Linked DNA regions of Mus musculus: region 2 is linked to region 1. A link is a loop called in an ENCODE intact Hi-C map of the cell type or tissue named here. Cell type or tissue: gastrocnemius. All regions are shown on one strand. Each heading gives the region's core, and the rest is flanking DNA. Links, peaks and the distances in the headings are about the cores only.

The links. Peaks named below come from ENCODE experiments on the same cell type or tissue, not always from the same donor. Only the 100,000 strongest peaks of a DNase experiment are listed, where the experiment ranks them.
Region 2: a loop joins it to region 1, with 6 times the contacts of the local background. A loop is called at or near these places in 6 of 42 quality-filtered maps.

The regions. Positions count from the first base shown.
Region 1 is chr8:91,088,843-91,104,316 of GRCm38, forward strand. It overlaps Rbl2 (RB transcriptional corepressor like 2), which reads left to right. Exons shown (of 22, transcript NM_011250.4): 9 at 1,213-1,379; 10 at 6,707-6,816; 11 at 7,922-8,025; 12 at 11,198-11,335; 13 at 12,506-12,670; 14 at 13,356-13,467. Among named protein-coding and RNA genes, the nearest start is that of Rbl2, 27 kb to the left of the region's middle. In gastrocnemius, for the core only: no CTCF peak of the experiment used is centred there; no DNase peak of the experiment used is centred there.
Region 2 is chr8:91,032,890-91,048,363 of GRCm38, forward strand. It overlaps Chd9 (chromodomain helicase DNA binding protein 9), which reads left to right. Exons shown (of 40, transcript NM_177224.2): 32 at 450-1,355; 33 at 2,016-2,176; 34 at 3,437-3,661; 35 at 4,518-4,686; 36 at 8,159-8,298; 37 at 9,196-9,390; 38 at 9,953-10,081. Among named protein-coding and RNA genes, the nearest start is that of Gm39221, 19 kb to the right of the region's middle. In gastrocnemius, for the core only: no CTCF peak of the experiment used is centred there; a DNase peak (open chromatin) is centred at 7,966.

The DNA of each region.
Region 1 (15,474 bases), core at 4,944-12,943:
GGGTAGCATCAGCACACTGATAGTGCCTGATCCACCCAGGCCAGTTATGGCCATTAAACAGCAGCATGCTTCCCCTCAAACAAATGGAGGTCTCAGCTCTGCTGTTGTTTAAGACACACAGGACACATACTTACTTCCACTTAGTGGACATCTTGTGTTTTTCTGTGTCCTGAGATTGAATAGTTTGTTCTGTTACTGAGTAAACTCCTTACTGGGCATTTTTGAAAGTCTAAGTTGAGTACATTCAGCGCTCAGGGATGGTTGCTGGATTTTATTAAAAATGCTCCAAGCTAGCTTAACCTTCTAGCGGTTTTTTTTTTTTTTAATTGTGAGAAAAGCTGATTTGCTAGTGAATGTACTCATGCTTAAATTCTTTGACACAAGGTCACATATTGTGCATCTGTGTATTCAAGAATCTTGGCTAACTTGCTCCTCTGAAGGCCTGTCTACTTGAGATAAACTGTCGTGGATTCTGGGAGTAGAAGCCAGGGGATGGGCTGGAGAGGTGGAGTGCTCAGCAGTTAAGAGCACTGACTGCTCTTCTAAGGAGTCCTGAGTTCAATTCCCAGCAACCACATGGTGTCTCACAACCATCTGTAATGGGATGCAGTGTCCTCTTCTGGTGTGTCTGAAGGAAGAAACAGTGCACTCACATACGTGAAATAAATAACTCTTAAAAAAAAATAAGTCGGGGAAGAGTGATGCGGATTTGCCCTGAATCACATTGTCTTTTTTTTTTTTTTTTTAATTGTGAAATGGCTACCTTCTGAAGTAAATTGATCCACCCATTCTTGTGTAGGCCATTGCTTTCATGTGTCCATCCTTGAGTGTCAGTCTGCAGCAGCGGGCTGAAGCTGTGGAGTGTGTCAGTGCAGGGAGTGATGTTCTTCATGCTTTCAAGTGTGAGCTCTCTGAAGGAGAGCTAGTAGAGCGAGCTTGTGTGAGAGAGAGTGTGTACACAGCCTCTGTGCTCTCCCTGCCCTGGCACACACCTAATTTCTATGGTTTACTTAACAGAGAACTTCTGGCTGCCTGGAGTATGTATTGTTCTTTCACACATCTTTGGATAATGGAACCTTTGAGTGGAATTATGTTTAAATTTGCAGAGTGGTGATGTTTGAGATGCTAACATGTATGGATAGAAAGTCTAATTGTCTTGAATTCCTATTTGTGGTGTAATTTAAAGAAACTCACTCCGTTTTCCTCCTCCAGTCTAAAGCACTTAGAGTCTGCACACCACTGACTGGCGTGAGGTATGTTCAGGAGAACAGCCCGTGTGTGACTCCCGTCTCCACAGCTGCACACAGCCTGAGCCGTCTTCACACCATGCTGTCCGGCCTCAGGAATGCACCCAGTGAGAAGCTGGAGCGGATACTCAGGTGGGCTTTAGTTTCATCTGTCTTCCGAGAGTTAGTTGTCGACCTGTTCAATTTCTTACCTTAATTTTTCAGGGTTAGTGCCTTATGTTACCCGTCAACACTTTCTCAGTAATTGTGATTACTTCTTTGCTCAGATGTACTTAATGTGGTGGAGGAGACGGTAACTACAGTAGACCCAGTTTATCTGCCTTAAAGACTAGTTGTGTTTGACCAGTCACACATGGGCAGGAACGATGCTGGAGCCAGCGCCTTCCCGCATCCTAGTATTTGGGAAGTGGACGCTGGGACTGCTGCAGTCTAAAGTCATCCTCAACTACACGAGTCTGAGGCCAGTCTGGGCTAAATAAGATCTTTTCTTAAAAAGCCCCCTTGCCTGCACCCCACAAAAAAAACCCAAAACCCAAACAACCAAGCAAAAGAACATGTGCTTACATGTAAGATAATTTAATATAAATAAATAAATAAATAAAGTTAATGGATAGTACTTACTATATAACAAAAACACTAGCTAGTTAATATCAGGAAATTTACATATTTTAAAAAATCGAAATGCTGGCATTATCTAGAAAAAAAATATAACAATTATTCTAATTGTTATAAATCTGTTTTTAAATTTTGTTTTATAAGCTTCGGGGAGATTGTTTCTTTGTCTTGGTTTTTGTTTGTTTTTCTGAGACAGGTACTTGCTAGGCAGCCCTGGCTGGCCTGGAATTCACTATGTAGACCAAACAGGCTTTGAACTTATGATTTTCTTGCCTCTGTCTCTTGAGAGCTCTGATTATGAACATATATGACACCAAGCCAGCCTAACTATTTTTCCTAGCAAGAAATCCTTTTTGTAATTGTTATGAGGTTGAGCTCCTGGAACCTGATCACAATAAAGCTTGACTTGTATGACTGCTTCACATCTCCACAGTTATATTGAAAATCTACAAACTAGGCAGTGGTAGCGCACACCTTTAATCCCAGCACTTGGGAGGCAGAGGCAGGTGGATTTCTGAGTTCGAGGCCAGCCTGGTCTACAGAGTAAGTATTAGGACAGCCAGGGCTCAACAAAACAAAACAAAAAAAGAAAGAAAGAACAAAAGAAACAAAAATGTCACACATTCAGGAAAGTGAAAAAAAAAAAACAGCCAATACTTTGTTTCTTTCCCCTTTTCTTCTACTCCTGACCATATTCTTATATACTTTTGACTCCATTCAAGACTACTGATAAAAGGAAGACTAGGAAAAACTGTATGTCAGGGTCTCATGTAGCCCAAACCAACCTCAACCTTCCATGTAGCCACAGATGACACTGAACTCCTGATGTGTGTACTCTTATCTCTGTATCTGGTGGAGTCCAAACCACATGGCCCACGTGTGTTCTGTGTTAGCTAGGTATTTTGGGGCAGCATTGTTGTATGTTAGACATGGATAGCACACATAGGGTTGTTAACTTCAAATAGACCAGCCAGATACGTTCACTTGCCTCCTGCAAAACACTAATAGCTCTGCTCTGAAGGCTTGAGCAAATTCTCAGAAGAGGGGCGTCAGGGGTTCAGTGATCTATTGATAGCTCACCAGTAGAGGCCACTCGCTGTGAGTGGCCAGTTTTATAGCCAGTTGCTGCCCACGGTTTCCCACTGGTGGATCTGTGGACTGATAGTTTCTGTGAACTGTGACAGAGAGACATCTTATTTACTCTTGCTGGACAACTCGGCAAACTAGAGGTGGCATTGCTGTAAGAGAGTGTGGTGGTACAGCAGGGACTAAAGACAACCTTACACTGTCTTATATTAATAAATGTTTTAAAAGTTTAAGGAAGCGGAGGATCCATGGTGATGGGCAGATTGGTCTGGAACACGATTCTGAAGTGTGACTCGGTTTGAAAAGACTCAGGGTGCTCAGTGGGTCAGTCACCTAATTTCTGCAAGCTCTGTAGAGGTTCCTAACTTGGAAAGGGCTTGAGTTAGTTCCTTCGCTCTCCAGAGTCTGATAGGAATATCAGTGACTTTTCAAGAACATAATTGTTGTTTGTTTTGAGACAAGGGCTTCTGTAGCTCAGGCTAGCCTTTAACTACAGATGCAGTGGAGGATAGGCCTTGAGACCTCTGAGCCTCCTGCTGTCACCTCCCACGTGCTGGTGTTACCTGCCTGTACCAGCAGTCTTATGCCATGTTGTAGGGACTCACAGCTTCATGCGTGTCCACAGCTGAGATGCATTCCAGCTCAGGGTATACTTTGGGGCGTGGCTTTGGCAGGGAGATCTGAGAAAGCTGATTCTAAAGTTCCTAAGACTTTATGGTTTGACGGCATAGATCCCTACAATACCAGCTTTTTCTGGTGGTGTATAATAAAGGAGACGTTAATAACTCACTGGAGTTCAAGAGTGATCACCTTTCCTCTGTATTTGCAGTCTTCTTTAGTCTTCAGCTTTATTGTGATTAACACGGAGCAGTCCACGCCTTGGTGGCTTCTTCCTAAGTCGTATTTTTTTCAGATGGCCTTGATTTGCCTTGAATTTCGAAGCATTTTATTTTTGTTTTTCCAGTTAACTTGGAAGTGAGCCATTGACACAATGTTCTAGGAGTGTGAGTGTATGTATAGTCCTGAGAACCCGTACACAATCTAAGGGCGTTCACGTTTTCATCTGCTTCCTCATGTGGAAAAAATAAGAAAGTTGGCCTCTGGAATCTAATACCTAGATATGACTGTGAATTACATATTATATAGTAGTTAATTTCTTGTATCAGTTTGGTTAGTTTACAGTACCCAGTTTTACTAAACACCAATCTGGATGTTGGTTTGAAGTAATAATCATTTATTTACTTCTTTTGAATCAGGGTCTTGGCCAGGCACATGGCCTAAGCACTGAGGCAGGAGGATCTGAAGTTCAAGACTAGCCTGAGTTACGGAATGAGGCCGTGTTATCAGCATATAAAAACAGGAACGGAGTCTGTGTTGCTGAGGCTGGACTTAACTCACCATGTAGCCTGGGACAGCCTTAAACTCATCATTCTCCTGCCTCAGCCTCTGCAGTACTGAGAGAAGCATTTTATGTATATGTTGTGAAAGACTATATTGTAGCTATATCTTTCAGATCTTTTTATAATCTCTAGTCATGACAGCTTTAGCTATAGATATTATTAGTGGAATTGCATATTACCAGTAGATTGCATATCACCTTTTTTATCTGGTAAGCTTTAAGGTATATGTGTATGCTTATAAATAAAGCTCTGGTGCTATATCACATAGCTATCTCTGGCTATGTCTCACAAGGATGAAACTTATTTTCTTTATAATTTTATAAACTGGCTAAGGTTTTGCAATGCATATATATATTTGGTCATATATACTTAATTAAATACATGTATATGATCAAGTTAAGCCACAGTGGTTGAAATATATAGTTATTATAATTTGGTCATATATATGTGTTGACTTTTAGCTGACCTGTGCAGATCTTGTCAGCCGACCTGGGATCTAAGGACCTGAAGGAGTAGGGCGGACTACAGTCTGCTGCTGCAGACAATCTCACTTCATAGGGTGGACTACAGTCTGCTGCTGCAGACAATCTCACTTCATAGGGCGGACTACAGTCTGCTGCTGCAGACAATCTCACTTCATAGGGCGGACTACAGTCTGCTGCTGCAGACAATCTCACTTCATAGGGTGGACTACAGTCTGCTGCTGCAGACAATCTCACTTCATAGGGCGGACTACAGTCTGCTGCTGCAGACAATCTCACTTCATAGGGCGGACTACAGTCTGCTGCTGCAGACAATCTCACTTCATAGGGTGGACTACAGTCTGCTGCTGCAGACAATCTCACTTCATAGGGCGGACTACAGTCTGCTGCTGCAGACAATCTCACTTCATAGGGTGGACTACAGTCTGCTGCTGCAGACAATCTCACTTCATAGGGTGGACTACAGTCTGCTGCTGCAGACAATCTCACTTCATAGGGCGGACTACAGTCTGCTGCTGCAGACAATCATCTCACTTCAGTGTCAGCCCACTTTTATACAGGAATGAAACAGCGAAAGCAGTGATCCAAGGAAAGTTGTTGCAGTTCAGAAAACCGTGTAAATAAACGTCAGCAGCCACATATTAAATATTAACAGAGCAGCCCTCTCCCAGGACTTTCTCAAGACAGAGCAATTTAAACACAATTGCCTGCCACGGACTATAGATTATATCTGGGAAAGCATGAAAGCAAGGCAGAAGGCCATATCCAGATTCAGGGCACACTGACCAGACTGGGTTCTATAGCTATGTTCTGACATCCAACAAGAATAAGTATGTCATAAGCTTAGTGTAAATGTTTGCCACAGGAGGCATGAAGTCACATGTAAGAGCAATGCAGGGAACAGTGTGAGGTAAAAGACCCTCTCTCTGCCTTTTCCCCTGGTGCCTCTCTCACAGGTTCCCAAGGCATTGCTCACCACGGGTCATTTTTCTGACCAAGTTCTGACATATATATGTATGGTCAAATTAAAACAGTTGTTATAAAAGCCTCAAATATTGCTAATAAGAAAAATCAATGAGAAAGAGGGCGAGGGAGGTGGTTCAGCTGGTAAAGTGCTTGCTTTCTATAAGAACCTGACCCCCCCCCCCCAGCTCCCATGTAAACGGCAGAGTGTGCTAGAATAGGCTTGTACCCTCAGTGACCCTGCGGCCTGCTGGCCAGCCATCCCGGATTAATCACCAGTCACCAGGTACCCGCTGAGAAACTCCATTTTACCAACACGGACATCTGCTGAAGAATAACCGCAAGGTTGATCCCTGCCGTCCACGCACACATTGCCACACACTTCCACAGAACCCTCAATGTGTACCCATGAATATTTGAACACATACCAGTACTCCACACACAAAAGATTTAAAGTCAGTGAAATAAACCTCACTTGGGAAAATTTAAAAAAGCCAGCATTGGCTTATATGTTTATATGTTTCTAGTGTAGGTTCTGTACCCCTTCATTCCATTTTTTTCCAGGAGGTCTTCCTGGAGGTTTTGCTGCCCACTAGACAGTCCTGAGGGCAGTTTGGTTGGTGTTGATGACAGGATATTTAAGGTTGTAGGGTTAACCACAGCATCAAATGAGTCCCAGAGCAAGTCGGCTAAGCAGAGTGCAGTAAAGTGTTTCCACACAGGCAATACCACTGCCACTCCAAATAGTAACGTTGCCATCTTTGAAAAGGAAGTATGGGATTTCCTCTATTTATTTGTAAAGTATATAGTATCTATTCGAAGCATTTTACGCCAATGAAATTGATAGTTTTAGACACCGTGTCTCTGTGTCCAGATGAAACACTCATGTTGGATAATTCATACTACTTTTTAGGTCATGTTCCCGAGATCCAACTCAGGCTATCGCTGACAGATTGAAAGAAATGTACGAAATATATTCTCAGCATTTCCAGCCAGATGAGAATTTTAGTAATTGTGCTAAAGGTAAGATTTACTATTGTCCAGACTGCTCCTGACTTTGACATCTGACTAATGGAGTCAGAAAGACAAGGAAGGATGTAGAACTGTAAGCTGAAGGCTACGGAGGATCTGTCCTTTATTTATTTATTTATTTCTGTCACTGATTTCTGGGCCCTTTTTAGAAACAGAAAGTTTAGTCTAACATCTTTATTATGTTAGACTTTTAGCACATTTTTGGTTTTCTGACACAGGGTTTCTCTGTGTATCCCTGGCTGTATACTGGAACTCACTCAGTAGACAGAGAGAGAGAGAGAGAGAGAGAGAGAGAGAGAGAGAGAGAGAGAGAGAGAGAGAGAGAGAGAGAGAGAGAGAGAGAGAGAGAGAGAGAGAGAGAGAGAGATGAATAACCTCTCTTGAGGCCCCGCCTCCTAAAGGCCACTCCCCAAACGGGACCACTGTTAAATACATAGGTCCTTGAAGAACTTCCAACATCAAGCCATAGCAGCACAGAGCTGTAGTATTCACAGTGACGGAGTGTGTGCATTTAATGTGATCCTGAGTTCCTTGTGTGATGCTTTCACGTCAGTTTTAACAAGTAAGAAGAATGTTAACATGAAAGACCTGGAGCGCACACTTAAAATCCCAGTACCTGGGACACTGTGCTGGGACTAGTGATGAGCAGTCAAGGCCAGCCTGGGCCAGGGTGAGCCTCTGGCTCAAGGAAAAGGGGGAAAAGGGAATACTGAGAAATTGTAGGGATAATGAAACATCAACTATAGAAAGTATGGCTTTGGGCTGGAGAGATGGCTTAGCAGTTAAGAGAAATGGCTTTTCTTCCAGAGGACCCAGGCTTAATCCCTGGCACTCACATGCTCACCACCATCTGTAAGTCCAGTCCCAGGGAACCCGATACCCTTTTCTGGTCTCCTGGGCACCCACATTCACATAGTACATGGACACACATGCAAGCAAAACCCATATACATTTAAAAAATAAAATTAATTAGAAAAAGAAAATATAGATTTGGGTTTTAGACTTTATTTTGTGGGTAGAGAAGTGAGAAATGAGTCTATTCCATGATACTAACTTAATTTGTATTTAACTTTGTGCTTTGTTTTAATTTCAACAGAAATTGCCAACAAACATTTTCGTTTTGCAGAAATGCTCTACTATAAAGTATTAGAGTCTGTTATTGAGCAAGAACAAAAAAGATTGGGAGACATGGATTTATCTGTGAGTACAATAATTATGTAGTGATGGACACAGTGAGACATAGCTCCATTCCTCCCCACCCACCAGCAAAAGGCCATTACAAAGAAAAGGTGTGCACCTTAGGAATGAGATTAGCATCTCACGAACTGTGTAGTGGAGCCCTCCGACCTTACCCTACCATCGTAAGGTGTATGGAATGGGACAGAGGTGTGAGTCTCCTTGTAGCAGCCATGCATTTTAACACGGATTTTAAAGAATAGGAGGATTCTGTAGATGTGTTAATTACTCCTTTACTGTTGTGATAAAATACAACGACTAAAGCAACTTCCAGCAGAAAGAGTCTACTTGGGCTTAAAGGTGCAGAGGACTAGAGTCCATGTTGGCAGGATGAAGGCACAGTGACAGGAGCGGGAAGCTGAAGGCTCACAGCAAGCACAAGGCAGAGAGCAAACTGGAAACAGTGTGATGCTTTGAAACTGTAAGGCCCACCCCATGGACATGCATGGCTCAACAAAACCACATGTCCACACAGCACCTAAAACAGTTCTACTAAGTAGGGACCATGTGTTCAAGCACCAGATCTTATTCACGCATTCTTGTTCAAACGGCCCCAGTGGTCAAGCCCTAACATCCTCAGGTTTAACTTTAACGGAGTTGTTTAATACCATGGAGCTTTTATACAAACCCAGTGGAAGAAAACACTGGATGTTGACTTGTTAGGGCTTCAACATGAGGACTCAGTCATTCTTCAGCTAAGATGATGCTTTTTCTTAGTCTCTAAGCAAGAAATATCAACAGCGAGGCATCCTGCCCTACCCCTTTAATTCTACCTGCTTTGGAGGCTGAAGAAGGAGAATCACTATTTCAGGACCTGCCTGGGCTTTGTAACACGTTTGAGGCCATCTAGTGAAACTTTTTTTTTTTTTAAAGATTTATGTATTTATTTTATGTAAGTACACTGTAGCTGTGTTTAGACACTCCAGAAGAGGGCATCAGATTTCATTACGGATGGTTGTGAGCCACCATGTGGTTGCTGGGATTTGAACTTGGGACCTTTGGAAGAGCAGTCGGAGCTCTTAACCACTGAGCCATCTCGCCAGCCCTAGTGAAACTTTTTGAGACCCTCTCTAAAACTAAAATAAGACAACAAAATCCCTGAGAAGGGCCGGGGATGGATTGCATTTCATTTGACTACTTAGCAATTCAAGCTCTTGGGGAGTATCATAAAAAAAAACAATTATTTTTCCAAAATGAAGATTAATAAACCAATAAAATGTCTCATAAATGCTAATGTCTTAACAATTGTATATAATCTTATGTGGCAATTAAAATAGTCTCATAATGATGAAGCTAGAAAAGCTTGGAAATGTTCTATGTGTGAAGTTAGGCTTAGGGACCGGAACCGTGAGACTCAGCCACTCAATCATGTGTGAAAGTACCAGAGTGTACCTCCCGGTCAGCCAGCCTGTTGCACATTTATCTAAGAGAGAGCTCTTAAGAATGCTAATTTTAGAGCTGAGGAAGTGACTCCGCAGTTAACAGCACTGGCTGCTTCTGCAGAGGACCTGGGTTCAATTCCCAGCCCCTGTACGGTAGCCTGTGACTCTTACAACCCCAGGTCCAGGATCCCTGACGCCTTCCTTGGGCTCAACAGGTGCCGTGGTGGCAGAGAGTGATGCACAGAAGCCACATAGGTGGAACACTCATACATGCAGAAGAAATAATTTTAAAAAGATAGTGCTAATTTTTAAAATTGACATTTTAAAAGTTATACAGTTGGCCAGTAATTGACTTGAATTTCTTGTAACTGTTTATACTCAACTCTTTTTTTTTCTTTTATTAAAATTTGAGGCAAGGTCTTACAATGTAGTGCACATACGCCTTGTACTTGGTATAACCCACATTGGCCCTGAATGTATAATCCTCCTGCCTCAGCCTCCCAAATGCTGTGATTACGAGGACAGACTACCATGCCTGACTTACATTTCCCTTTTGGTTTGGTTTTATTTATCTTACTTTTAGGTTTTATCTGTGGTTTTCCTGTATGTTCATATATATGCACCATGAGTGTGCCTTTCTGTATGTGCACTATGTGTCTGGACCTTCAAAGGTCAGAAAAGGGGGTTAGATCCTCTGAGAGCAGAGTTCTAGATGGCTGTGGCCCACCATGGGAGTGCTGGGAACTGAACCCAGGTCCTCTGCAGCAGTACTGAGTGCTCTTAATCACTGAGCCATCTCTGCACCCACATACATATGTATACATTATACACACACACATAGGTACATATACACATATATACGTATGTGGTTGCATTGGGCTGTATGCACTAATGGGCTGCTTTATGACTTGACTTTGTGTGTGTGAAACACATATTGAATAGCAATGTAAACCTCAGCTACAGTTTAGAGACTAATATTAAATAGGTACCTGTCTACTCATCTAAATAATTTATTTTAATTTTATTCTTATGGTAAAATGTGCTTAAAACATTTTAATCATCTGGAAAGTTACATTTCAAGGTGCATTAGCACGGTTGTATCCATTATCCCCACCTTACACCCGTTGAAGACTGATTTCCCACTCGCCTTCTCTCCGTCCCTCTGTGTACTGCCTTCCAGCCTTTTGACTCTACCGGATCCTTAGGTAGATAGAATCGTATCGTATTTGTCCTTTTGTGGTTGAGTTGGTTTTCTTTTCACTGTTTATCCATGTTCTGGAAAGTTTTACAGCTTCTTTCCTGGTGTCTAACCCTTTTATTTGTGACTCGTCGGTTGATAGACGTCTGGATCATTATGCCTTTGGCTGTTGTGAACAGTGTTGCTGTGAACACTGGTGTGCCAGGCACGGGTTTCTTCCTAGAAGTAGCATTGGTGTGTCACACAGTGGTTCTGGAGATTGGCCCCAGATCCTCACGTAGGTGAAGCGAGCGTTCTACCACAGAGCTCCATCCCCAGCCCCATACAGTAGTAGTCCTATGGTTAATTTCCTGAGCAGCAGCAACACATGGGTTTACAGTTCTCTCACATCCTCAAAACACTTGTTGCTTGCTATTTTAAAACACCTTTTAAAAAGTATTTCATAACATAAGTTTTTATTTAATCTTTAATAAAAGGATGAGTGCAATTAAACTGACTGGCTATGCAGTGTGTTTTCAGAGTGGGCTTCAGTTCTAAATGTGACTTTGTCTTCTAGGGTGTTCTGGAGCATGACGCATTCCACAGGTCACTCTTGGCCTGCTGCCTTGAGGTGGTCGCTTTTTCCCATAAGCCTCCTGGGAATTTTCCATTTATTGCTGAAATATTTGATGTACCACATTATCATTTTTATAAGGTATTTAAAAATTATACCGGTGATTATGAGACTAACCTCTTGTTATCTACCTTGCTCACATTAAACATATAAATCTATTAAAAATTTAATAATCTCTGCATAGAGAACAAAGGAGAGTCTTTGACCTGTGTAGATTCTTGTACTATATAGTAGTATGGCACATCTCTTTGGCCTGGTTTTTTCCATCATCTGCCTAAGGACTCCAGCATACTGTGATTGAAGAGCTAAGTGGGGGGTGGGGGGCAAATGTGGTGGATTACACCTAGAACCCAGCACTTGGAAAGCTTAGGCAGGAGGATTGCAGACTTCAAGAGGGCTACATAGCACAGGCTCTCGGAAAGGAAAGAAAGAAGAGAAGCATGTAGAGAGGGGTAGGAAGAGGGGATGCTGGGACTGGAAGGATGGCTCAGCAGTTAAGAGCACTTCCTGCTCTTGCAAAGGACCTGAGTTCATTTCCCAGCTCCCACGTCAACTCCAGGTCCAGACGATCTGAAACCCACTTCTGATCTCCTTCCCATCCATACACAGGACACACACACACGGATAAAAATAAATTTTCATTAAAAAGCAGCATTCATGTCATACTAATGTTGTATAGCTTGTATATGTCTTTCTCATTTATGAAAGTTTAATATTGGAGATATCTTTCAGGAAAAAAATCCATTTTCTATCATCCTACTTATTTATTTTTGATAAATCTAGACCAGGATGACATCAAACTCAAGGATAACTTGAAACTTTTGATTCTCCTGCCTCTACCTCCTAAGAGCTAGGATTACAGGCATGAGCCCCCATACTCTGCTTATGGTCAGAGACTATTAATATTATTTTTGTGATATTGATACTGGAAAGTGAGCCCATAGCCTTAAGCATTTAATCACATACTGTATTTCTGAACTATACATCCACCTCTTATATAAAAACTTAAGAGTACTGTTTTCAGGCTCAATGTATAAGGAATATTTTGTACAAAATATTTTGTTATTCATATGTGTAGATTACTTACAAAACTATAAAAGGATAAGCAGCGTGCTACACATGGCTTTATTAAACTTCTGATAAATTATGTCAATATTTAAAAAATATTTAGATGTTTCATTTTGCTTTTATACTTTTGCATGCACAAGCGTAGATATCACGACTCAATAAGTGGCGTTTTCTTTATTGCAGGTAATTGAAGTATTTATTAGAGCAGAAGACGGTCTTTGCAGAGAAGTGGTCAAACACCTCAATCAGATTGAAGAACAAATTTTAGACCATTTGGCATGGAAAACCAAGTCCCCACTGTGGGACAGAATTAGAGATAATGAAAACAGAGTCCCTACTTGTGAAGAGGTTTGTGACAATATTTTAGCATCTTTCTGTAAGGGAAGCGCATCAATATTGTTTATAGCCCTCTTCTACAGAGAGTAGTTGGAGCTGGGGTCTGCCCTTTGGGGTGTAGGGCTTTGCAGTGTGGTAAGTGGTTTATTCCTGTATCAAAGAGAAGCCTGTAACTACCTCAAGGTCTCCATGACGGTAAAGATTGAGGCTGCTGTTCTGACCATCTGAATCATAAGGTACACTGGCTCGGACATAGTCTTCATATTGGTTTTGAATCTTTTAAGACTGAGAATTTTTGCTTTAGTAATTTTATTAAGAAATAATTAATTGGACAAAAATTGTTGCCTTTTGGTTTAAGATTATTACTGTCTCTTTCTTTTTCTTTTTATTCTTTTCCCTTCACTTCCCTTTCCTTCCCTTTTCCCACCCCTCCCCTTTTCCCTCCCCTCCCCTTTTCCCTCCCCTCCCCTTTTCCCTCCCCTCCCCTTCCCTTTTCTTTCCTCTCCGAGACAGGGTTTCTCTGGGTAACCCTGACTATCCTAAAACTCGCTCTGTAGACCAGGCTTGCCCTTGAACTCACAGAGACCCGCTTGCCTCTGCCTTCCAAGTGCTGGGATTACAGGTGTGCACTGCCTTACTGCCTTTCTAGTGAAATGCTTTTTGATTGTTAAGATTTTGTGCAAACGATTCTTTATAGGTCATGCCACCTCAAAACCTAGAGAGAACAGATGAAATTTACATCGCTGGCTCTCCCTTAACCCCGAGAAGGGTGGGTGAAGTTCGTGCTGATGCTGGAGGACTTGGAAGAAGTAAGTTTAAAATACAAAGACGAATATTTTGGAGTCTTGAATCTATATACTTAAATTCCATCTAAACTGTAAGTAAAATTAATAGGCTATGCAGAGCAAAGAGTATTCTGTGTCCTTTAGTGACATAGTGATCACTTAAAAAAATTTTTTTTTGTTTTTTTGTATGCAGGAGGGTTGGGACAGGATCTTGTGTAGCCCAGGCTGTGGCCTTGAATTTGCTATGTTACCAGTGGACTTCTGAGAGTCCATTTCCCAGTGCTGGATTCGAGGTGTATACCACCACACCTGACTTAAAAATGCTTTTAAGGAATGGTAAAAACATTAAAAATTATTCTGAGAGGTTTGGCTATATGGCCCAGGCTCCTCTTGAATTCTACATTGTCTTGCTCCCCACCCCCAACAAGGATTGCGGGAGTGCCAAGCTTATCTTTTTAGAACACTTTTCATTAACTTGACCTTTATTTGTAAGTGACTATCCATTTATAAACATACAAAAGGGCAGAAATGGGAAAAGCAAACTGCTAACTATACTTCCATTGCTGGCCATAGGATTCTCAGTGAATTCTCTCATTCTCTGAAGTGTGTCTTCCTTTTTATGGTTCTATTTTGTTATGTTTATTGGAGAAAGGAGTCTCACTGTGTTGCCCAGGCTAATCCATCCCTGGTCCTCCTGACTAATCTCTTGCATAGCTGGGAATCAGGTGTGGAGCGCCACAGCTGGATGTTGTTAAGGGTGGAGCTCTGAGACCCAGGTAGATAGAGATAAGCCAGTGAGGCTGGATGGCTCCAAGAGTGGAACATGTTCATCACTGGAGCTGTGCTGAGCTACTTAGTAATGTGACTTTGCTGCTGGCCCAAGGAACACAGAAAACCCGGCTTATGTTTTATAGCTCCTTAGATGACTGCCTAGGTGCGAAGTTCATATTCATGTGTGGGGTCTGTCTTCCTTGAGATTCTTTTCGTCCCCCCCCCCCCCGTTGTTGGAGATTGACACCAGGGCCTCCCAAATGTAAAGTACACATCTTTTAAACTATTTTCAAAGAATAGTTTATATACACATACATGCATACACACATACACACACACACATATATACACACACATACATATATACAATATATACATAAAATACATATAAACACATACACACACACACACACAGACACATATCTCCAAATCTATTAGAACATTGCTAACACTAGGTCCGTTTCATAATGTACTTGAAAGGCCTTAGCTATAAATGGATCAGTTTTAAAATCAGTTTACTCTAAGTCAGTGTCTACTCAGTAAATATGGATACAGGCCGTGGTGGCAGACTTCTGTAATCCCAACACTTGAAGGCTAAGGTAGGAGGATCTTAACTTTAAGGCCAGTCTGATTTTGCTTCATGAGACCCTATCTCAAAACAATAACAGAAAACCAAACTAACTCACCAGTTAAATGCTTTTTGAAATCTTCCTCATTTAAAAATTGATTTTAGATTTATGTGTATGATTGTTTAACCTGCATGTATATGTGTGTACCCTGTGTGTGCCTGGTGCCTGCAGAGGTCAGAAGGTGCTGGACCCTCTGTAAGGTGTTGGACCCTCTGTAAGGTGCTGAACCCCCTGTAAGGTGTTGGACCCTCTGTAAGGTATTGGACCCCCTGTAAGGTGTTGAACCCCCTGTAAGGTATTGGACCCTCTGTAAGGTGTTAGACCCTCTGTAAGGTGCTGGACCCCCTGTAAGGTGTTGGACCCTCTGTAAGGTATTGGACCCTCTGTAAGGTGTTGGACCCCCTGTAAGGTGTTGGACCCCCTGTAAGGTGTTGGACCCTCTGTAAGGTATTGGACCCCCTGTAAGGTGTTGGACCCCCTGTAAGTATTGGACCCTCTGTAAGGTGTTGGACCCTCTGTAAGGTGTTGGACTCTCTGTAAGGTGTTGGACCCCCTGGAAGGTGTTGAACCCCCTGTAAGGTGTTGGACCCTCTGTAAGGTGTTGGACCCTCTGTAAGGTGTTGGACCCCCT
Region 2 (15,474 bases), core at 3,419-11,418, 57 kb before region 1:
CCAACCTAGTCTACACAGTGAGTTCCAGGCAGCCAGGTATATAGACAGAGACCTTGGTTTAAAAAACAAACAAACAAAATGTCTTTGTAACCTAAGTTACCTTATGCGTTATGAAATTTGCATAAGGTAACAGGTTACAAAGACATTTTGTTTCTAATAAACAGATTTCATTTGTTTATTGGGTATCACTAGATGTATTTACAAGTAAGGTTAGAAAAGTTCTTAAAAACAAATTCCTATTTATGGCAATATACTTCTGAAATGATCATGTTACTCATTTTAAAATATAGATATTTTGTCTCATGATTTTAGTAATTTTAAAAACAATTTCTACATTTACGGTCCTAGAAATTATAGTGATACTGTGTAGAGGCTTTTAAAGTTATCGCGTGTTAAATCTTCCATAAAGCATTTTTGAGATTAACATTTTGGTCCTTGTTTCAATATAGAATTGGTCGATCCAAATATTTTTATTCAACCAATCACAGAGGAACGTGCTTCTAGAACTTTATATCGCATTGAACTTCTAAGAAAAGTACGGGAGCAGGCCCTTCGTCACCCACAGTTGTTTGAACGCTTGAAGCTTTGCCATCCAAATCCAGACTTACCTATCTGGTGGGAGTGTGGCTCTCATGATAGGGATTTGCTCATTGGTGCTGCCAAACATGGGGTCAGCCGGACCGACTACCACATTCTCCGTGATCCTGAACTCTCGTTTATGGCAGCTCAGAGGAACTACAATCAGAGTAAGGCGGCTCACTCAAGGACTTCTGCCCCACTTTTACAGCAATACCAAGTAGCACTTTCTGCTTCTCCTCTTACCTCTTTGCCTAGACTGCTAGGTGCTAAAGGTACTCTTCTAGAGGATATGAAAGTTAAGAGTGAAAGCCTCACAGAAGAGCCCCAGTCCTCTGAAGAAGAATCTATGTCTTCTATGGAAACAAGGACACGAGTTAAATCTGAGCCTGTAAGTCCAAAGAACGGTGTTTTATCACAGGCTACTGGAGACCAGAAGTCTGGTGGGAAAAGTGAAACAGACAGACGCATGGTTGCAGCCAGAACAGAGCCCCTAACTCCAAACCCAGCTTCTAAGAAACCGAGAGTCCACAAAAGAGGATCCCAGTCCAGCTCTGATTCTGACTCTGACTCTGCGCGCTCATCGTGTTCTTCCAGATCCTCTTCCTCCTCCTCCTCCTCCTCCTCCTGCTCACACTCTCGGTCAGGCTCTAGCTCTTCGTCATCCTCATCTTGTTCTTCGGCATCTTCCTCCTCCTCCTCATCTTCCTCCTCCTCCTCCTCATCTTCTTCATCATCATCAGAAGAAAGTGACAGTGAAGAAGATGTCCAGAAGCGAGGTACATGCACACATTTGTTATCTTTATGACCGCTTTTCAAGTGAAAATGTAGAGAACTTGATTTACATAACTGAAGCATGCTTAACTTTGTAAGCTTAAACTTTATGCTTATAAATTGTCTTAGAAAAGCATAATTGAGGAGGAAACTGGAGTTCCTTACATAATCCTGTTCTGTAGATTAGTTGAACAGGGGAGTCTGAAGTTTTGCGTAACGGCTTGCCTTCTTTATGACTGCCTTAAATTTGCTGCTTTCCCCAGAACAAGTTTATTATGAGCAAATAATGTTTACAGCAACCACCAGGAACCTTAGATTAAATAGACAAACAAGAGTACCATACTCCATACTGCCGCCTACAGTCTGTAGAAGGACGCACAGGAAGAGCTTACGCCCCTCAGCAGAGTAGCCTCAGGTGGCTTTTTTCTGGGGTGCCTTTGCAACAGCAGTTCAGGTACAAGGAAAGGAGTCAGCATCGAGCTTGTGCAGGGATGGCTCTGGCAGTCCTAAAGAGCCCCATCTTCCCCAGGGCTCTGACATCAAGCATGCTAAGAGTTATCTTACTTGGACACTTGTGGGGAATTGAAGAAATTACATAGGATTGTAAAAGTATGCATAAATTGTTTGATGTAGATTTAAAGAGTGACTGTAACTATTGTCCTTAGAAGGCACGCCTCACAGGAAAGCCTATGATGAGGAAAGTGTCGCATCACTGAGCACGACCCAAGATGAAACTCAGGACAGTTTCCAGGCAAACAATGGAACGCCAGAGTCTGCTTACCTGCTACAAGGTGGATATATGCTGGCAGCCTCATATTGGCCAAAGGTAAAAGAAGAGGTTACTGCTGAGACATGTCTTCTTTTCTCTCCTCTCCTCTCCTCTCCTCTCCTCTCCTCTCCTCTCCTCTCCTCTCCTCTCCTCTCCTCTCCTCTCCTGAATAGCTTTGATGGTAGACATTCTTTTGTATTTTGTTTGTTTTGTTGTTGTTGTTGTTGAGACCAGGTCTTACTGTATGGCTCTGGGAGTCAGACTGAACTTCTACTCTGACATCTGTCTGCCCCCTGCCCCTGCCCCTGCCAATCTGGGATAAAAGGTGTGACCACCACATCTGACCTAATGGTGGATAGTCTTAGGTGAAAAAATAGGCCACTATAAATTTTTTTAAAGATTTATTTATTTATTATTACTCATTAGTACACTGTAGCTGTCTTCAGATGCACCAGAAGAGGGTATCAGATGTCACTATGGGTAGCTGTGAGCCACCATGTGGTTGCTGGGATTTGAACTCAGGACCTTTGGAAGAGCAGTCAGTGCTCTTAACCACTGAGCCATCTCTCCAGCCTGGCCACTATAAATTTATGATGACATTTTGGTGTTTGCATCAAAAGGTTAAATTATTACTGCCTATTAAATGAGTTATACATACATGTGTATGCTTCTCGGTGTAACTTTAGAATGTTTAGAATGAAGGACGGTAAATACCGTTTGTAGTTGTAACCTACCAAAAAGCTCATTTTAAATAGGTACATTCTGGGGTACAAGCAGCTCCAGCTGTATGACTGTAATCCCCATGTGTGACTAGACTAATACAGGGCGCCTTTGGAAATGAGGTTGAGAATTTAGAAATGGACGAGCCTGTTCTCTTTCTATATTCCTACGTGTTACTTTTGTACCCTGCATCTGTAAAGGCAGCTCCACTAATAGAGCACCGTGCTAACATGCACAGAGCCTCAGGTTTAACCAACCATTGTGGTTCACATTTATATTCCATTTCTATAATTCAAGCAAGTGGGAGGTCCCTTGGACTGTTTAGTGACTTCAAGGACAGCCTACAATGCGTAAGACTTCGTTGAAGGAATAAAATATTAAAATAGTAAATATATCTTTGTGGTATAATGCTTTTGAACTTCACCAAAGGGAATTTGTACTTAAATAATGTACAGAATTATAATACATATGAGAATATATAAGCATACTACACACACTGTTATACCTGGCTTAAACCATCAAAGCTCTTAGGTTATTTGGTCTGCAAAGGTCTGGCCTAAGTACTAAAGAGTACCTTGATGTTCCCTGCTTTTCTAGGACCGGGTAATGATCAACCGCCTGGACAGTATTTGTCAGACAGTTCTGAAAGGGAAGTGGCCGTCAGCTAGAAGACATTATGATGCTAACACGGTGGCGTCCTTCTATACCACCAAACTGCTGGATAGCCCCGGAGCAGCTACAGAACGCGGCGAGCCCAGCGTCCCCACACCCCCAGCCGTTGCTGTCAGAGAAGAGCACGAGCAGTCAGCACAGATGTCAAAGGTGAAGAAGCATGTACGAGAAAAGGAGTTTACAGTGAAAATCAAAGACGTATGTGCATTTTTATTGCCCTAGGGCCTGGTTGCGATTGCGGTGTGCAGCATGCTTTTCTGCAGTGGCTGCCTGCTCTCACTCTTCCTTCCTTCCTTCCTTCCTCCCTTCCTTCACATCCTTGTCTCAGGGTACTGCAGTGCTTCCTTCCTGTAGCTAGGCTGTTCAGGGTGAGCATCCCATTAAAGCGCTCATCACTAAGTAGGCCTCTCTCCTGAGAATGGTTCTGCACAAGGTGTTTCCTGAAGCGTGTGACTATTTCTGTTCTGGCATTTTAAAATATTTATGTGGTATATCAATGTACGTACTTTCTCAAACACTTAATGTGTCCCATTATTAGGAATGCTTTTTTAATATGATCTTTGAAGTTTAATTATTTGTTATCAAAAATATGGGTGAGCTTTAGTGTGGAAGACAGACATGTAACACTGGCCCTTTAAGGCTAGGAAGGCGCAGGGAGAGGGGGAGGCACATGGGAAGACCGTATGTCATACAGGGAAGAGTCATGCCAGTATATGTGTGTGTGTGTAAGAGTGATGTCGCTAAAAGTGCCATAAATAACGTGCCTAGCGATGTCTGTCTGCCCTGGAAATGTTACAGTCATGTGCTTCCCACGTGAAAAATGTTGGTTTGTAGTCATAAAAATGATGAGTGTTTTTCCTGTTGATTGGATTGAATGGGAGAACCTCAGGAGTGTCAGGGACTTTGCCTTCCTCTTTCTAAGTAAAATATCTTTCTTGATATCCTATAGTAAGGTTTTTGGTAACATTTTCTGTCTTGATAATGGTTCTGAATTTTGTTTTAATAGGAAGGTGGCTTGAAGTTGACATTTCAGAAGCAGGGGCTTGCCCAGAAAAGACCATTTGATGGTGAAGATGGCGCCCTGGGTCAGCAGCAGTACCTCACTCGCCTTCGGGAGCTTCAGAGCACATCAGAGACTAGCCTTGTTAACCTCCCCAAAGCTGTGCCAGCGTCAGGTAAATGTGCAAATGGGAACTCGGTATTAACAAGATATTCCTTGCCATTTCCAAATTTTCTTTTATACACATTTGACATAAAAACTCATTTTCTCTTTAGTGTTGGGGACCTATTTAACACCTACAAAGTAGTCAGCATAATATTAAATATTATTATTTCCTAGAATATGTGTATATGATGTGTGTGTATCTGTGCGTATGTGTCTATCAGTCTGTGTCTGTCAGACTGTGTGTGTGTCTACCTGCCTGTCTGCCTATCTGTATCCGTATCTACCCCCCCCCGCCTCTGTCTCTGTGTGTGTGTGTGTGTGTGTGTGTGTGTGTGTGTGTGTGTGTGTGTGTGTGTTCTGGAGATCACACTCAGGACTTTTATGTATGCTTAGCCAGTCACTTTACCTCTGAACTGCACCACCAGCCTTGTTGAACTTTAGTATGACATTTTGAATTATAGCAGTTAGTTTGAGAAGTTTAAGTATTTGAATGGAGATACCATCTTGTCAAGTAGCTTTTAACAGATAAAAGTTATAGTAGTTTTGGGAAGGTGGTATATTTTGTGCTTCAAACAGTAATTTAAGTCACATGATAGTGGTTGTTGGTAAAAGACTAAAACTTAAGAGAGTGCAGGGGAGCCAGGCGGTGGTGGCGCACACCTTTAGTCCCTGCACTCGGGAGGCAGAGGCAGGTGGATTTCTGAGTTCAAGGCCAGTCTGGTCTACAAAGTGAGTTCCAGGCCAGCCAAGGGCTATACTGGGAAACCCTGTCTCAAAAAACCAAAGAGAGAAAGAGAGAAAGAGAGAGAGAGAGAGAGAGAGAGTGTGTGTGTGTGTGTGTGTGTGTAGGGGCACACTTTAAAATGCTCCAAGCAGACATGATTATTTCTGACTAGTCTCTTCAGTTTCCACAGACCCTTTCAAGACAAGACTTCTTCCACTTCAGATAGCCCTATGCCAGGCAGGTCTAAGTTTCAGGGAAAAAATATCTTTTAATTTGGAAGTACATTTTCCCTGATCTGTTTTGTTTCTTTTCTCAAAGATTGGAGTTCTACCTCTGAAAGCACTATAGACTTAGCTTTGCCCTTCCTTTGTCTGCATGCTAAATCATAGCATTTTGAAAACAATTACCATATTAATATATTTCCCCTTGAGTCTCTGTTTCTTCTAACCTTTCTGGCCACTTGAATCAACACATTTATGCCATGTGTTGCATGCCCTTCAATCAACGAAGAATGATTTCCTGGTGCTGGAAAGTGGTTCAGTGGGTAAGAGCACTTGTTCTTACAAAGGACCTGGCTCACAACCATCTGTTCCACTTTTAGGAACATTCCAACTCCTCTTCTAACCTCCATGGGCACCAGGTATGGAGATGGTGTACACACACACACACACACACACACACACACACACACACTCACTCTCTCTCTCTCTCTCTCTGCAGGGGCAAAGAAACATATCCATAAAATAAACACTGTGTTTTGTCTTGTCTGGCTACCTTCCACCTGTGTTCTTCTTAAAGTGTCAAGAATTGAGAATGATGTTTAAGATCAGTTGAGTCTCAGGAGTATTTACCACCCTGTACTTACCCCCAAAATACTAATTTCCAATCAAAGAAAGTGAATGGGTTGAATTGTCTTTATACCATCTTTATTTTGCAAGGCTAAGGACTCTGCTTTAGTAGGGACTGTGTCTGGTTGCCACACGATACCTGGAAGCTTTTCAGAATTGTCACTGTGCATGAGCACAGTGCGTAAGAACAGTAGGTGGGACTCCTACAGTTCGGGGACTGATTGCTGCTTTCAATCGCTCCTATCTCTACTTTTTAAATTATCAGTTATTTTATTTTCACTGGCATCAGTTTGGTCTTCTGTGGATTCATTAACCATTCTGTGTAATTTTCTACTTACTGACCCTGCAGTTGAAAGGCTGGGGATATAACTTGGTGGCTAAAGCATTTGCCATGTGAGCCTGAAGATCGGCCTCAGGGTGCTCAGTACTTCATAAGGGCTGTAATCCCAGTGCTTGTTAGCCAGCAACAGGGCATCCTTGGGGCAAGCTGGCGAGCTAGACGAGCCAGATCAATGAGGTCTAGATTCAGTGAGAGACCCTGCCTCATTAAATAAAGTGGAGAAGTGGAGAGCAATTGAGGAAGACACCCAATGACAGGCAATTTCTGTCCTTCAAATATACATGCAGATGTTTGTGCACACGAGTGCACTCATATCTACCATACACACACACACACACACACACACACACTCATACGCTCCCCTGACCCCTGCAAGAACATCCCGTGTGAGTGTTTCTATTCGTGAAGTATCCGTCTCCCAAATCATTCTTCTTAACGTGTTAGCTCTATGGTTAAAGAGCTCTCTTTCGCACTAAAATATGAGGACAAATGGAGACCAGCTGTGGGCTCTCTTGCCCACCCAACGTGAGTTTACTGTTCTCATCCTTAACCCGAAAGCTTCTCTAGAAGATACAGTCAGTATAAATGAGGTCGTGTGAAGGGTTCAGTGGCTTTGCAGCTGAAGATTGTCCAGTTGTCACCTATAAGTAATTCTTTGATGAATAATACTACACATAGTGTACAGTAACTACATATAAAATACTGTATGTTATATAGCAATGTAGTTTATGTAGCTGTTACTATTATGCTTCTTTATTATACCAGTGCTTTTTATATTAACAATATAAATATAAGGGCTGAAGGGGTGGATCAGTGGATAAGAATGGATACAGCTCTTGCAGAGGACCTGGGTTCAGTTCCTAGCACCCACTTCAGGCAGCCACAGATGTCTCACCTCTAGCCCCAAGGCTTCAGTGCCCTCCTCCGAACTCCACAAGCACCTGCACTTATGTATACACATACACACATACATAATTTCAAATTAATAAAATCTTAAGCAATATAACAACAGTGATATGCATATTATGTGATACCAATTATAACGCTAGTTTTAAAACTACATAAAACTATGTTAAAGTCTCAAGTACTATTAATACTATGTAGTTATCTCATATCCTTTATAGTACACTTTGATAATTATAAATGTGAAATCTGGATCTGCCTTCCTTCTTGGGCTTGTCAGAAATTAGTTACCATTAACATTTCTGAGCCTTGTCATTGTGTGTGAGATGAAGTGAGAGGAGCAGGATGTGACACCTCTGTGAGGAGTTAAATAAAACAGGATGCCGAGTGGCCAGTAAAGAGTTGACTACATGTGAGGTAAGGTGATTCACACCAGAATCCCAGAACACAGATGGAGAAAGCAGGAGGATTGGGATGGGAGCCAGTGGGAGCCACCGAGTGACAGAGATCTAGATTACCAGTCCCCAAGTCTTTAAACTGAGAAACGGGCATGTTTTTAATCCAAGAACTTCTTAGTTTGATGTATAAAAGAACTAACTTCAAATCCATTTAGAGAAGTTGTGTTGTTTAAGTTTTCAGCCACTGTTTTGCATTTCTAATTGATTAGGTACTTCCATTCAGCCAACCCTCGGTGCCAACGGAGCGATACTCGACAGCCAGCCTATAGTGAAGAAAAGGCGGGGAAGGAGGAGGAATGTAGAAGGTGCTGACATCCTCTTTTTGAACAGAAATAAGCCACCTAATCATGTAAGTAAATCTATTGTAAAGTTATTTAACCTTAAGCCTGAAATTCAATCTTAATAAGTACACACTTATTGTTTTATATTTTTAATAAAATAAATAATAAGGAAATTAGTCTTCCATACTCTTAAATTGGATCTTAATAATATTTGGCACTGGCAGAGAGAGTTATAAAAACTTTAACTTAAAAAGGCTTGGCAGGGGCTGGCGAGATGGCTCAGTGGTTAAGAGCACAGACTGCTCTTCTGAAGGTCCCAGGTTCAAATTCCAGCAACCACATGGTGGCTCACAACCATCCATAACAAAATCCGATGCCCTCTTCAGGAGTATCTGAGGATAGCTACAGTGTACTTACATATAATTAATTAATTAATTTTTAAAAAAGAGGCTTGGCAGAATTTTATACAATGCTTTCTTCTTCTTCAAAAAGAAAGTGACTGTTGAATCTGGACATGAGAGAGTACTTGTGTGACCCCGGTATGCAGGAGGCAGAGGCACAAGGATCACTGCCAGCTTAGGCCATCCTGGTGTGTATGTCATGAGCTCCAGGGCGGTCAGGAATGCAGAGCAAGGCCTGGGGCAGGAGGGGCCTCGAGAAAATCCTCTGTAGAACTAGAGTTAGAATGATGATAAGCATGGAAATGTAAATCGTATCTGATCAGTTCCCCTCCCCACAAGTTGACGTTAGACTTAACCGCCTCACAGCTTAGGCCATCCTGGTGTGTATGTCATGAGCTCCAGGGCGGTCAGGAATGCAGAGCAAGGCCTGGGGCAGGAGGGGCCTGCCTCCTCAGAAAATCCTCTGTAGAACTAGAGTTAGAATGACGATAAGCATGGAAATATAAATCGTATCTGATCAGTTCCCCTCCCCACAAGTTGACGTTAGACTTAACCGCCTCACAGATTCCCACCGGGATGAACCCAGCACTGTCCTATCCTCAGCCTCAAAGAATTCCTGACACAGAGAGTCCTGTTCCAGTTATTAATCTCAAAGACGGGACAAGGCTCGCAGGAGATGATGCGCCGAAGAGAAAGGACCTGGACAGATGGCTTAAGGAGCACCCTGGTTATGTGGAGGACCTCGGAGCCTTTATCCCAGTAAGTAGACTTTAGAGTCTCAGCAGTTGTTGTTCTTTTGAGTCATCAAACATTTACTAAATATCCATTCTGCCTAAGATTTAGGAAAAGTATCAAAAAGAAATAATTGCCATATTTCCTAAAATATAATTCTGTATTGCTTTTCTTTCTGCATTTAATAAATATTTAATTATAAAAGTCACTTCAGGCCAGATACAGTGGCACACACCTGTAATCCTAGCGCTCTGAAAGATTTTTTTATGTTCAAAGCTGTTTTTTGTTTAAAAAATAAATTAAAAAAAAAAAGACTTCTGATGTATTTTATTATACCCTTTGTATATTATAAAGACTGCAGTGGTATAAAACTTCTAACTCCAGAGCTCTGTCATTTGCTGCTGTGTACAGAATAGCTGGCAAAGGAGCACAAGAGTCCTATTAAAGTTTAAGACGTTAAATGGACTAACTAGAGAGTGAGCGCTTTCGCTCCACACAGGCCTGAGCTCCTGGGGTCAGCTCACTTGCACCATTCTGAGAAGTGTTGAACAAGGCCACGGGCTTCAAGGTGTTTCTCTGTGTGTTTTAGAGGGTGCAGCTGCACGAGGGAAGACCCAAACAGAAAAGGCATCGATGCCGAAACCCAAACAAACTAGATATCAACAGTCTGACTGGGGAGGAGCGCGTGCAGCTGATTAACAGAAGGAATGCGAGAAAGGTATGTGTGGGCTTGCTACGCTTCCACTGGCTATGCCGTTTACCTAGGCAGTGCTGTCTAACAAACTAGAGAGTGGGAAACCTTGCACAGCTGTGGGAAAAGGCGTGCATGATGATTTCATGTAGTCTGATACCAAATCCCACGTCGCTGACAGCGAGTGAGTGAGAGAAGCAGGGCTGCTATGTATGGCTGCACACTGCATGAGGGCCCTCTGTCCCATGCAGAGGTTCCCTCAGGGGACATTAGTTGCTGTCCCTGGCTGGTTCAGTTGCCACAGTCAGCACAGTGAGGGAGGGGCGAGAAGGGGGAGACCGCTGCCTTCAACTGTAAGGAAGAGGTCATCCTTCTTACAGTACCTGAGGCCCCAACCCACCTGTCTGTGCCAGAAGTCAAGAGACCTTACTCAAGGTGACAGCATTTTCATTATCACTGTGATAAATGTGTTGCATTTTATCAGGGTAACATTTGTCAGATAGTGCAAGTTAATCTTGTTTTCTCAAATAGGCATATTATATAATTTTTGATGGAAATAAAATGTTTCAAAGCTGACTTTATAGATGAATGGAACTTCTATGCTTAGCTTGTGCTAACTAGTCACAAATTATTAATAGTTGAGCTTTTTTCTTGTTTATATATCACAATTAATATTAACTTTGGTAGGCCTACCAAATAATTGTTTCTAATGGCATTTTCATTCGTGTATATCACTGTCCTGTGCTCATTCACCTATGTGTCACTCTTCCTTGTTCAGTGTACCCTCTAACCAGGCGCGTACTTGCTGCACAGACATTCGTGCAGGCAAAGCACTCATCCACGGAAGATGGTTCTTACTAAAAGAACAACCACCTAAGTTGAAAACAGCAAAAGTGTAGGGAAAGGGGACACAGTGTCAGCAGCCACCGTACTCTCTGGAGGAATGGCCTCTGTCTGCTCCTCCAATATCAGCACTGCTGGGTGGTGGCTTTGGTCACGTTGGAGTCTTCTCTTACTAGGCCTTCTGTGACTTGAGCGCCTCATCATCTCAGTGTCTCTTCATCCAGCCCTAGTGTGTCCATTACAAACTGCCCTGAGCGCTGAGGCTGGATGTCCCCAGGCTTCCTGACTTCTAGTTGTGCCTTATTACCAAGCTCAGTCTCATGATGGTGCATGAATAAAGCCATGTGGGGTTTGCAGACTCCAATATTGACTTCTCCCATGATGGCTTGTTATGCAGGAGTCCCACTGAATTCCCCAACAGGGCTTGAAGACATGGGAACTCATTCTGTGGTTAGGAAGAACTAAATGCCAGTCTCTTTAAACTAGAACAGACTAGATTACCTTCTAGAAGGTTCTTTGGTTCCTCCTCCTTGCAGGGAACCACATGAACTGATCCTCGGTTACAGTGCTTAGCTGTTCTATTTTTCTAGGTGTTTCCAACTATCATGTGATCCTTTTCATACCTTCCGATGCTCTTCTCTTGTTAGAGTCCAGCTTTTGCTTCCCTGACTTTTCTCAACCTTAGCATCAAACAATGGTTGCTTCTAGTCCTATGAATTCAAGTGTTGTTGGGTTTTGTTTGTTTGTTTGTTTGTTTTTTCTAGACAGGGTTTCTCTGTGTAGCCTTGGCTGTCCTGGAACTCACTCTGTAGACCAGGCTGGCCTTGAACTCAGAAATCCGCCTGCCTCTGCCTCCCAAGTGCTGGGATTAAAGCCGTGGGCCACCACTGCTGGCTTAAGGTTTTTTTTTTAAATATATATATGTATACTTATTTATTTGTACATTGTGATATGCATGTAGGATCCAGCTGTGGGGCTGAATGGGGTCTGCAGGATTCTGGTTCAGCTGAGGGTGGAAAGAAATGACTTCTCCAAGGACCTTAAGTGCCACTTACAGCAGCTCTTTTAGATGAAGGCCTTCTCTGACAATTTTCAATGAAACGGCTCTCTGAAGCAATCTTGGCTTGAGCACATACTTTGATTTGGGGTGGGGTTGTATGCGTATACTCCATTTGGCGTGAACCAGGGCTATATGTGAATTTTGGAGAGTGGGAAGGGGTTTTTCTTAGAGTGAAGTTTCATTGGCTGAGGCTTAGGTTAGTGGGGATATCTCATTTGTATTGGAGAGGCTTTTCCAGAAGTTGAACCTGTAATTTCACAAGGGTTTGGGTTGGGCTCCCCCGATCAGACAGAGAAGAGAAAGCACTGCATTCAGTTTGCACCAAGCTCAGGAAAGCTGTCTGGACATACAGCCTTAGCGTTGAGGTACGGCACCAGTGCATGGGGGGTAGGGGTGGGTTGGCTGTGCCTGCAGAGGACAAATGAGGGTGCTGGTCCCCTGGAAATGGAGTGCAGCAGTTGTAAGCCTCTTGATAGAGGTGCTAAGAACCAAACCCAGGCTCTCTAGGAGAGCAACAAGGACGTTTACCCACTGAGCCATCACTTTACCCCCAAAATAAGGTTTTTCTACAGGTTATTTCTGAGCCAGGTATGATGTGATATTTGGTAAAATTCTCATTCTATGATGATTTGTCCTTTTTTCCTTATAATATAAAGGCCAGGTGATTTGTGATATCCTTTGTATATGCAGCTGTAATATGCTAGCGTTTGCTGTCAGCTGAACAGTAAAATGGGTGAGAAAAGGTGACAGACATCAGGACAAGACTCAGCTCCCAGACTCACTTCACCCTGGATGTTCCTTGTTTTGCTTTCTGTTAAATGACCTCCCTGCTAAGATAGCAATACGTAAAACCATTTTAACTTCTCTTAAGAAATCCCACATTGGGGAGTGGGTGGGTAGCGGAGTGGGGGTGGGTGGGTATGGGGGACTTTTGGTATAGCATTGGAAATGTAAATGAGCTAAATACCTAATAAAAAATGGAAAAAAAAAAAAAAGAAATCCCACATTGAAACACCATTTAAAGTAATTAGGCACTACTAATTTTCCCCAGTCTGGTAGATGTAGTTTATTCAACCTTTGGTAGTGTATTGGTTTGCTACATGGTGCTAAAACACTGACCTAAAGCAAATTGGGGAGAAAGGGGTTTATTTCATCTTATATTCCCAAGGGACGCTGAGCAAGAACTCCAGGCAGGAACCTGGAGGCAGGAACTGAAGCAGAGACCGTACAGGCATGCTGCTTACTGGCTTGTTCCCAGGGCTTGCTCACCCTGCTTTTTCACACATCCTAGGACTAAGGACTGTAGGTCTTCCTGTGGAATTCCTATCCCCTCAGAGGCTGCTATTCTCCCATAAGAGTCCAGTGTTTGGCTGTGGGTGTCTGCATCTGGGGAAGACTCACTTTTAATCTGAATCTTTTGAGATGAGAAAAGTCCATGTTTAATCTGGGGCACACCTTCTGACTGCAGCCTATCTGTGAGGTATAAAAGAAGGAAGCTCTCTCTGGCTGCTTGCTCTCCCTCTCACTGGCAAGCCCAGTCCTTCACTGGCATTAGAGCCTGTTGCTGCTTTAGGATCTCTAATGTACACTGAGGCAGCTGACAGACCCAGCCTTGGAGACTGAGCAACTGCTTCATTCTTGGACTTTCTGTTGGTTGACAGCCAATGTGGCTAGGCCACAACCCCCATTCTAATATATCGTGTGTGTGTGTGTAAGTGTCTGGTGTGTTTATAAAGGTCAAAGGACAACATGCACAAATCGGTTCTCTTCTTCTACCATGTAGGTCCTGGTGATTGAATTCAGATTGTCACTTGGCAGCAAGCACCTTTTTCTGCTGGGCCATGTCACTGGCAGTAAATATTCTGAATATTAATGTCGTAAACTTCTGGAATCGTTCTCATTTCCCTTGATTTGTAGAGTTCTCAACTATTGGCTTGTCTCTAAGATATAGATGAATTACTAAGGAAAAGAATCTTCCTACAAAGTCCACTTAATTATAAGGGAGGAGGTTATGTTATACTGTATTATATTTTGTTTTGTTTAAAACAAGGTCTCACACTGTAGCTCAGGCTGACCTGGAACTCACTAGGTAAGCTGGACTGTCCTCAAACTCAGAAGTCTTTCTGCATCAGCCTGGAGATTAAGGTCCAGGTTATAAGTTCATTTTACCCTGAAGGTTCATAAAGAATGGAGTGCAAGAGAAGTCATAGAGACTGAAGAATAGAAGGATATTAGATGAAAATGCTTAGAGGTATGCATGATACACTTGCTGTGTGATGAGTGAATGTGCATCCTATCAAGACACAGTATAGATTTGCCAGTTGTGTATGTAGCCAGGGACAGAATGCTTATGGAGCATTCACAAGCCCTAATTCAGTCCCCAAGGTATTACTCAAGAAGGAAATATGTAAAGCATATGTATTCAAGAGAGAAGAAAGAACTGCTCAAAAACCAGCTTTTAGACTGCAAGGAAACATTAATGATAGGCCAAAATCATTGATATCAATATTATTAATTTGAATTCTGATTTTTTTATATTTGTTCTTTTTTTATTGGTTATTTATTTCTTTTACATTTCCAATGCTATCCCAAAAGTCCCACACACGCTCCCCCACCCACCCACTCCCACTTCTTGGCCCTGGCATTTCCCTGTACTGAGGCATATAAAGTTTGCACGACCAATGGGCCTCTCTTTCCACTGATGGCCGACTAGGCCATCTTCTGATTCATATGCAGCTAGAGACACGAGCTCGGGGGGCGGGGGGGTAGGGTATTGGTTAGTTCATATTGTTGTTCCACCTATAGGATTGCAGATCCCTTCAGCTCCTTGGGTACTTTCTGAATTCTGAATTTATCATATACAAAAATGCTTACAACTTAATGGTATGCAATGTAGTTAATATGCATAATGAATAAACAACAGCATGGAATTCTGAGACCTGTGTTTTCTTGCTAACTCTTGACATTATTAGATGGCTTTATAAAGCTAGCTATAACTTGTCTGAAGCTCAGGTCCTTCAGTTTGAAAACAGAAATAGTATCTCAAAAAGATTTTGTAAGGACTAAAATAAAATATATATGTAATGTTCTAAGCCCAGTATTTGATATATACTTACTGTAAGCCAGATATTTTTATAAGACACTTGAACTGTTTCATTTTCTGTTCATCAGACACTTTGAAGGAAATATTATTGTCACCCCATTTCATAGCTCACAAAAGAGACTCAAAAATATTTATTGATTTACCTGAGTTTCCATAGCTCAGAATTATGACTCCAAAAGGTATACTTTCAGGTGGGCTAGCCTCCCTGTCTTGCCTCCTATGGATACCATGAATAATAGTTCATTTTCTGTTCCAGTTATTTCACTTATAACATTTAAGATTTTTTTCATTCTTTTAAAGATTTATTATTATACATAAGTTCACTGTAGCTGACTTCAGAAACACCAGAAGAGGGTGTCAGATCTCATTATGGGTGGTTGTGAGCCACCACGTAGTTGCTGGGATTTGAACTCA